2 separate regions of the Homo sapiens genome follow, and region 1 is linked to region 2. A link is a contact called in ENCODE Hi-C or POLR2A ChIA-PET data. All regions are on one chromosome and are shown on one strand. Each heading gives the region's core, a stretch centred on a gene start or an enhancer-like site at or near the end of the contact. The rest is flanking DNA. Distances are from core to core; before and after follow the strand shown.

The links. Hi-C counts contacts between places; a loop is a spot of excess contacts on that map. ChIA-PET counts read pairs that join two places held with the same protein, here RNA polymerase II (POLR2A). Pooled maps may share reads with other maps.
Region 1: a loop to region 2 is called in a pooled map, with 4 times the contacts of the local background. The contact joins the enhancer-like site here to the promoter of OTP-AS1 in region 2. A Hi-C loop is called at or near these places in 2 of 50 pooled maps. POLR2A ChIA-PET finds 5 or more read pairs at or near these places in 4 of 52 experiments (GM12878, HCT116, HEK293 and 1 more).

What each region holds. Positions count from the first base shown.
Region 1 is chr5:77,716,252-77,721,146 of GRCh38, forward strand. The region is part of intron 1 of TBCA (tubulin folding cofactor A); the gene reads right to left. Among named protein-coding and RNA genes, the nearest start is that of TBCA, 58 kb to the right of the region's middle. Within about 2 kb of position 2,905, at least 2 of the 41 ENCODE cell types and tissues checked have a DNase peak (open chromatin) inside an H3K27ac peak, as active enhancers do; they include GM12878, where a contact is called at or near this core.
Region 2 is chr5:77,627,390-77,631,857 of GRCh38, forward strand. OTP-AS1 (OTP antisense RNA 1) reads left to right here and starts at 2,282. Exons shown (of 2, transcript NR_198942.1): 1 at 2,282-2,372. It overlaps OTP (orthopedia homeobox), which reads right to left. Exons shown (of 3, transcript NM_032109.3): 3 at 1,323-3,405. The coding sequence ends at 2,875. RefSeq lists enhancers at 948-1,513, 3,271-3,320 and a silencer at 2,661-3,100.

The sequences.
Region 1 (4,895 bases), core at 1,655-4,154, 89 kb after region 2:
AAGCTAAAGATTGATAACACTGATGAAAGAAGTTAGGTTGGATGAATGACATCTGAGGTTTTAGCATTTCCAATGGGCATCAACAAATCTGCTCTCCTAAAACTTTTTTGCCATTTGGTGAAGTTCGACAGACAGTTATGATATTGGTATATCATGAAATATCATATGTAATGAATTTAGGCAAAAGCTTGAATCACTTGACATAAATAAAAATTAAATATGATGATAAAAGCAGCTAACAACAAACTGACCACTTACTATGAACCAAGCAGTGTGCCAAGGCATGCTAAATGCCATATATATCATTTAAGTCCTCAAAACAAACCAAACAGGTACTAGTATTATTCCCATTTTAGTAACTACTAATTCAAAATTAATGGAGCTTCAGTACCTTGTCCAAGTTCTCACATTTGTTAAGTGCCAAAGAACTGTTAAACTCCATATCCTTAGCTACTAATTTAAGTAATTCTCAAACATTTGAACATAAAAGTCTAAATGTGTTCAATTACAGCAGGCATTGTTAGGTGCCTACCCAGCAACCATTCCTCCACTTCTTACTTGACAACAGAATCCAGTTTTGCTTATGATCAGCCAAGAAGTCATGCCCTTCAAAGGAAGAAACCAATCACAATGATTTTACCCCCTTTTCCAAGTGATAGTTTAGGCACGTGCAAATGACCCAACTCTGGCCAAAGCTACATAAGAGACATCTGCTGGGGGTTCTGAGAAGGTTGCCATTGCTCATAAATGGGATATAATCCATTTTCTCACCTGGACATTGTCACCTGTGTGTGACACCTGCCACTTGTGTCAGACACCTTGGGATCATGAGGAAATCCTGCCTAAAAAGACAGGTCAATCTAGTCAGAGAACTGCAGTCTTTGATGATGGTACTGAATTACTAAATCAACCAACCGTAAAAGCGTACTGCTTCTAGTTTTCTTATTGCAGGCGATAATAAATATCCTTATAGTTAAGCCACATACAGTTTTGTTTTCTGTTACTTGAAGCTAAAACATCTAAAATGATAGTCACTAACAGCAGAAGATTGTTCTGTAAGTACAGAAATAATGCTTTCCTACTTGAGACTAATTCATTCTAAACAAATCATTTAGAAATTGAAGTATCTCTTATTTTTTCCCTATCTACAAATAAACATGAAGAAAGTAAGATTAAATTACCTATACAATCCCCAGTTTTATGGGGATTTCCACTATATTAAAAATTTTTCCATATAAATTTTGTGTAAAAGTCTGTATTTCACACTTAAAACAGTGTAAACTTGTTTTTGCTTTTAGTCGGGCGCAGTGGCTCACGCCTGTAATCCCAGCACTTTGGGAGGCCAAGGTGGGCGTATCACCTGAGGTCAGGAGTTCGAGGCTACCGTGACCAACATGGTAAAACCCCGTCTCTAGTAAAAATATAAAAAAATTAGCCAGGCATAGTGGTGCACGCCTGTAATCCCAACTACTCGGGAGGCTGAGGCAGGAGAATCGCTTGAAACCAAGAGGCAGAGGTTGCAGTGAGCTGAGATCGTGCCATTACACTCCAGCCTGGCAAACAACAGCGAAACTCTGTCTCAAAAGAAAAAAAAAAGGCCGGGGGCAGTGGCTTACGCCTGTAATCCCAGCACTTTGGGAGGCTGAGGCCGGCAGATCACCTGAGGTCGGGAGTTCCAGACCAACCTGAACAACATGGAGAAACTCTGTCTCTACTAAAAAATACAAAATTAGCCAGGCGAGGTGGCGCAGGCCTGTAATCCCAGCTACTCGGGAGGCTGAGGCAGGAGAAGCCCTCAAACCCAGGAGGCAGAGGTTGTGGTGAGCTGAGATCGCACAACTGCACTCCAGCCTGGGCAACAAGAGTGAAATTCTGTCTCAAAAAAACAAAAAACAAACCAAGACCACTTTGTTTTTAATAATCATGGTGGCTACTAAAGGATAATACTCAGAATAAATAATATTACCTTCTATCTACATCACATTTTCAAAGTATTTCTGTAACTTACAGGATATTAGGTGTTGAATAGTAAAATATCAAGGCCTATAAACTGCAACTTAATGGAGAGTGGGAATTAAGTAGCTAGATACTAAATCTATAGACCATTATGGGGTAAGAAGTTTCACTGTGCTTCAAAGGAAACAATATGGCACCAGGAAGTGTATCCACTTACTACTTGGATGCAGGAAGAAAAAAGTCAATTGGAAAAATGCAAGTCAACTGCATTAATTAAGAATTCTCACTAGTTCCTTAGTACGGAAGAACTAAGGTTGACATCAGAAGCTGATGATTTAGTGCTAATGGTCTATACAGTACAATGTATGTAGTTAAAATTCAGTGAGTTTTAGTCATTTTCCACCAATCCTTGTGGTCATTATAAAGTCCTAAGTGAGATTTTTCACTGTTCCCAAACTTGAGAATTATAGTTAAGATGTCAACAGTCAGCAAAACTAAGGAAGAACCTGCTACAGTATCCTCTCCTAACAAAACTTAAAATAAAACAAAAGTGTGCTACCCAGAAACACATAAAATGAGATGGGGCTGGAGATGCTGCTTGTTCTGAATGGAATGTCTCCTCTCCTCATCCTCTCCCAACCAACTCATTCTTCAAAACTTAACTCAAATAAATGTCCTGTCTTCCAGGAGGACCACTCTAACATCAATCCTTCCACTCTCCCAAGCTGACACTGTGGATCCTTTGTCTATGTATCTTCATAGCATATTTATCTGCATCATCACAATAGGTTGAAATTTTGTCTACTTCGACAATTAAAAATAAATCCCCCAAGGTGTGAAAATATGTCTCATATCACACCTAGCAGAATATATGCCTCACAGATATATTTGCTGAATGAAATAACTCATAATTACCCTGCGTGGTAAGCAGGGCAACTATCGTCAGCCTCATTTTCAAATGAGAACCTGCAATTCAAAGAAGTGAAAAGCCAGCTGTCCAAGAAACGATGAAAACAGGATGTGAAATCATGACTTCTAACTTCAAGTGTCAATATTTTCTACAGAAAATACAATCGTATGTTTAAAGTAAATGAAGCAATTTTCAAAATTTAAATTTCTTTGATCTGTTCCCAAGGTAAAATCATTCCATGGTTCAATATCTGAATAGCACAAAAGAATATACTGTGAAAAGGCAACCCACCACCTACACACCCTGACCCCAGCCACTCAGTTCCCACCACCGGAAGCAACATGTTCTCAATTTCTTGTATCCTAAATGAAAGAAAATGAATGTTTAATTTCATGGTATTTGTTACCTTATAGTTTCTCAGTAACCATTAATTAATCCATTAAACTGGAGACAGTTCAAGTTTTATTAATTGCTGAAGTAGAATATGTGCTTTAATTAATTTTAAAAAATAAGTTAGACATTTTATAAACAGCTAAAATGATGCATGTCAAACATAAAATCAGTATCACTTTTTTCAATACTATGAATCTCAAGGATTAATAAATGAATAAATCTTAGAATGAAAATTCAAAAAACACAAATATAAAACTCATTATTTCACGAATCCTCTAACCTGTCCCTTAAAAGGTCCCTCAAAGGTCCTGAGATGTCAGTGAGATTAAAAAGTGCATACTACTGAAAGGGCTAAAGACACTGTGAATAGCTTCTGCTTGAGTTTATATGAGAAAGCAATAGCACCTCCCACAGCTGCTTCATCTCCATACAAAACACTCTGACAGTTTTAATTACCACCTAAAATCACAAATCTGTCTGTACATTTGACTTTTTATCCTCTGTCCAGACCCATATCTCTAACTGCCTTTGTAACATCTCTATTTAGACATCCCCACTAGCAACTGAAGCAGGCTGAAAACTGAGATCATCATCATCTCTCTCTAAAATGATACCCTTCCCAACTTGAGCTGTCAACATAGTAATCATGCTCTCATCTCACAACCTTTGCGGTATCGTTCACTAGAAACCTCTCATTGCAACTGGTTTGGCTAAGTCTGAGAAAAACAGAAGGAAACACAGATGGATAGGGTAAAGTTCTGCATGTGAGGGGTTTTGTTTTGTTTTTAAGTGAGACTATACAATTACTAGATAAAGTAGGACTGCCTTGTGAACATCATGGGGAAAATAGCTAAGTTGTCTGCAAGCTCAATTTGAGTCAAGAGTATAATGCAGTTATTACACTTCTAAAAAAGCCAAGTCGGCCAGGCGCGGTGGCTCTCGCCTGTAATCCCAGCACTTTGGGAGGCCGAGGTGGGTGGATCACCTGAGGTCAGGAGTTCAAGACCAGCTTGGCCAACATGGTGAAACCTTGTCTCTACTAAAAATATAAAAATTAGCCAGGCGTGGTGGCGGGCCCCTGTAATCCCAGCTACTTGGGAGGCTGAGGTAGGAGAATCACTTGAACCCCAGAGGCTGAGGTTGCAGTGAGCTGAGATCACATCGCTGCACTCCAGCCTGGGTCAGAGAGTGAGACTCCATCTCAAAAAAATAAAAAAATTAAAAAGCGAAGTCTATCTTAGATGCGTTAAAAGAAGTGGAGAACCTAAAACATGGTACATAAGTGGTTCTCCTTGGATGAACTGCATCTGTACTTTTATTATTCATAATTTCCTTCCAAAATTGTTATATATAACTTAGATCCAAAAGAGATTTAAAGGTAGCATCTGAAAGAGGATGCTGGCAAACTAGAGTATTAGGAGAGGAATATCCAACATCATCACTCTATTCTGTTCTATTGTGTGAAATAAATAGTTGTTTGTCTAAAACAGACAGATGATGGGCTATTTGGTTATTTCAAACTAATATTGATTATCATACTATTTTAAATGGGTGAAGAAAATTTGGATGGAAATGACTTTAGCTTCTCACAGATAATAAAAGTTAGCATTAGTCAGGATATCTGAATTTTATCAAA
Region 2 (4,468 bases), core at 1,032-3,531:
TGCTGCTGAATTCTTGGATGAGTTCTCAAATACAGAAATGTTCCGTTCTTGTATGAAATTCAAAATGAGCATGTTTTCTCTTCTTTAATATTTTAATGTACTAAAAATAGTCTTTAGGAAAGTGTATAACTGAAATATTCTGTGAACCCACCCACCAGTTTACCTCTAATTAAAATTCCTAAGGTAACATGAACAGATTTACTTTATCATTAAAAATCATAGCTTTTTGTTCTCATCTCTGAGGAGATTCCATTGTGTTCTCTTAGTTGAGTAACGATTACAACAGCTCCTCAAATTCACATGTAGCCCAGCTGTATTGTATTTTAGCAGGAGGGTATTTTTTAGGGTTTACACTCTGAGGCAACCAAATGAGAAGTCTTCCCGTGGGAAAAGGGGTGCCCTCTCAATGCCTATAATGACCATTAAATTTCAAACCACAAGATTGATTTCGGTTAGCCTTCCCAAGGAAGCCTGTGATATCGATTTGCCTCCAAGTTTAAAACACACCGCAAACCTTCCCCTCGGCCGACCGAAGAAACGGCATTTTTTTCCTACTCCTTTGGGGCAGTCCCCTGAGCACGTGCCTGAAGTCGAGGTTAGTACGCAGCCAGCAGGGACCCTGACAGGAAACCAGAGCAGCCCCGGGGTTGGGGGAGCCCTGGTAGGTGCTGGTCGTCCCGGACACGCCTCTTCTGGAGAAGCGCGTTTGTCCCTTACTTGGGAGGTCCCGGGTATCTGAAGCGGATCCCGGGTCTGGGGACATGAAGGGGCGCCGTGGCCTTAGGGAAGGCCCCAAAGAGGCCTAGGCCCCGGAGGAGGCAAGAGCCGCGGCCTAGCTTCCACCGCGTACCTGGGGCCAGACACGGCTGGGGCGGCGCCGGAGAGCAGAACTCCAGGCTCTGAAGGCCGAGGGTGCGAATTGTGGTCCCCTCCCACCCACGGCCTCCCCATCACGCGCACGCAGCCCGCGAGGGGCGCCCTCCGCGCCACTGCCCCAGGGACACCGTTCATCTGAGGAACTCTCGCGCCCTGCGTTTCGTGCCGACAGCGACGCTCGGAGTCCCACCTGGGAAACCTGGGTTGGCCCGGAAACCTCGGGAGGCTCAGAGCTTGCGTGAGGCGCTCGCGGCGCCCCAGCATGCCGCCCCGTCGCGGAGACCTCACCTTGCAGCCCAGAAACCGAACCCAAGCCCACTGCAGGGCGAAGGGCCCACGCGTTCCAACTGGCGCGAATATAACCATTCCCAAGACCGGCCCCTCCCCTCCCCCCACGAGACCCCTCCCGCCGTTCAAGGTCACACCAAAACCCATCATTCTCTATATCACATACTGAAAATGATTTTATTTTATCCATTTACATTTAACTTGATATAAACTTGTCCGGAAAAGTCAAATAATATGCTTTATATTAGCTCAAACATTTATTAAGAAAACCGAATTCCATAAATAAACACAGACATTAAGTTAAAACATATCACAAATTGACCAGTATGTAACAAGAATGCTTTATCTACACAAAACATCCTATTTCACATATTTGTTCATTCTTAGAAAGCGCTTCTGTTCTCTGGGTTTGGATTTGACCAGCACATGCAGAAAGAGCTGATTGTGTTTCTCTGTACAAAGTTGCAGGGTTGTAGATGTCCGAGTGCCCCCATCGGCTGCCAGCAGGTGGCCGAGGGGCACGAGGGACGACAGGACCACCACAAAACAACCAAGGGCACAGAGCAGCGAGAAGACAGAAACAGAAAAGGAAGCAAACAAACCCCAGTCCTGAAGGATCCAGAAAAGAGATGTGGCTTTTGCTTTTACAAAAGAAAATTTTGCTTACACGTTTATTTTATTCTTCCTTATAAAGACTTATCAAAATGGGTCAGATCACCTCTTCCTCGTCACATGACTGCTTTAGTCTACTCCAGCCACCCAATCCACTGTCACGTTCCTCCTGAGAAGCCTTCCCTTCTACACTCTCACACAGTTGTGCTTAAGAAAATGAAAATAAGATAAAATAAAAATAAAAGCGTTATCTTGCAAGCCAAGAGAGGGCTGCACGGATGTGACTGGGTGGACTGGGCAAGGGTAGCGTGGTGGGAGAGGAAAGAAAGACAGGAGCTTGGAGAGTACAAGGATAAATCAAATCATATCAGTTGGGCCCTCAGATGAGGCGGTTGGTAGCAATGCTTGTCCTCCTTTAAGACAAAAATCCCTAACATTGTGCTGTCCCTTGAACACGTCCGTGTGTGACCTAGGTGCACCGTGTCTGTGCGCGCGCGTGTGTAGCGTCTGAGCGTGAGCGAGAGTGCGAGTGTGTGTGTTTCTGCCCACAAACCAGTCCATTGGTGTCTGATTTCAGATCCTGAGTCGACTCCCTGGTACGTAAAATGGCGGGAAGGATACTTTTTGCCGGGCGCGGGAGGAGGGTCGCGAAGTGTGGGGAAAGAGGGGACCGGAGGGGAGGCGGCGGGCGAGGGGGGTCGTAGGCGTCGCGTCGAAGGTGTGGGTGGGAACGCCGCCCGTCAGAAGGCCAGGAGGAGGGCGCGAGCACGGCCAGCGCAAGCAGGGAGGCCAGGGTGGCGGGAAGGGTGGGCTGAGGCGCTGGAGACCGAGCCGAGGGCGCAGCTGGGTGGGAAGGGAAGAGGGGCGGCCGGGAGACGGGGGACCGCGGGCGATCGAAATCAGGCGGAGGGGAGGCCTCGCGGGCTGGGGCTTGGGGTGAGCCCGAGCGAGTGGAGGAGAGAGGCGAGGACGAAACGAGACGGGGCGAAGGCCGGGGCGGGACGGGGCAGGGCGCCGGGGTCCGGGTGCGCGCCGGAAGGGCCTCGGGGCGGCCCCCGGGGCGGTGCTGGGGGCGGAGCGGGCCGGGGCGCGGCTGCATTAAGTGAAGCTCATAGAGACTGTGTGCTCTAGCGCCTTGCGGCGGAGGGAGGCGATGCTGGTGCCCCGCCACACGTCGCTGCTGTCCGGGGAGCTGCAGAGCTGGGGCGAACCGGAGACGTTGCTGGGGCCGGGGAGGGAGGCGGGCACCATGCCGGGGAAGGCGGGCTGGTAGAGGTGCGACTGCAGCCCCGCGCCGTTGGAACCCGCCAGGCTGTTGGACAGGCCCATGGAGTTGGGCGGCGGACCGGCCGCCAGGCTGCACTGGGACAGCGACTGCGCCATGGCCTGCTGCCTGCCCAGCGCCGGCGGCAGAGGCAGCTGTGACACGCCAGGCATGGCGGCCGCCGCCCAGCGGGTGTCGTTGGCGTGGAAAGAGCACAGGCTGTCGCCCATGGCGGCGGCAGCGGCGGCGGCAGCCGACGGGAACTGAGGCAGGCCTGGCGTGGGCAGCAGTGTGCCGGGCGCACGGAACACGTTGGTCGTCTTTTTGCGCTTCTTCCACTTGGCGCGTCGGTTCTGGAACCAGACCTGGAGCGGGCGGGGCGGGAGACAGACAGGGAGCTATTAGCCGGCCCGGCGGCTGGGGAGTTGGGGCTTGAGCCCCAGAAACCCGCCTCGGATACAGCCGCTCTGCCCTGGGAGGAACAAGTGCCGTAGGCCCGACAAGCCCCCATACCCAGCCGGAGACTGTGGCTCCCCACCAACTCCTGGCAACTGGCGCCCCCTGCACCCACCAAGCGCGGAGTCCTGCGCTCCTAAGAGCTCGTGCCCCGAAGAGTTTACGCACTGTGCAAACACACCAAATGTGTGCAGTCTTCACCACGCCCCTGCACATTCTGTGCACTGCACAGATTCACAGGTCTGCAGTCAGGCATGTGTCAAAGTTCGACCCACAGGTGTACAAATGAAGATAAACGTGTACCCATGTAGCTTAATAGCATGCCTTATAACACTGATGTGCTATAGAATTTTCAGAAACGCTGGAAATTTGGAAATTGATGACAGGCTGTGGATGACATAGTTTCAAAATCGAAAGACAAAGGAAAACCCCTAACGCTACGGTTGACAGAGCGGAGAGGTTAATACAGTGATCTGCGTGGGAAAGTGAACGCCACTGAGCTACAGTGTTGTTTGGGTCACCACCATGACTTCCGATTCCTCCCATATTGCTTCGTGCTACTGCCACAACTCTCCGTGCCTCATTCCCAAACCACTCTATGGACACCTTTGTCTGGGCTGTACGAGTGGCTGGAACCTGCTGCCCCAAGAGCCTTCAACCCTATTCTTTTTTTTTTTTTTTTTTTTTTTTTGAGACGGAGTCTTGCTCTGTAGCCCAGGTTGGAGTGCAGTGGCACGATCTCGGCTCACTGCAACCTCCGCTTCCCGGGTCCCGGCTGAAGCAATTCTCCTGCCTCAGCCTCCCGAGTAGCTAGGATTACAGAAACGCGCCACCATGCCCAGATAATTTTTGTACTTTTAGTGGAGACGGGGTTTCACCATGTTGGCCAGGCTGGTCTTGAACTCCTGACCTCGTGATCCACCCGCCTCGGCCTCCCAAAGTGCTAGGATTACAGACGTGAGCCACCGCGCC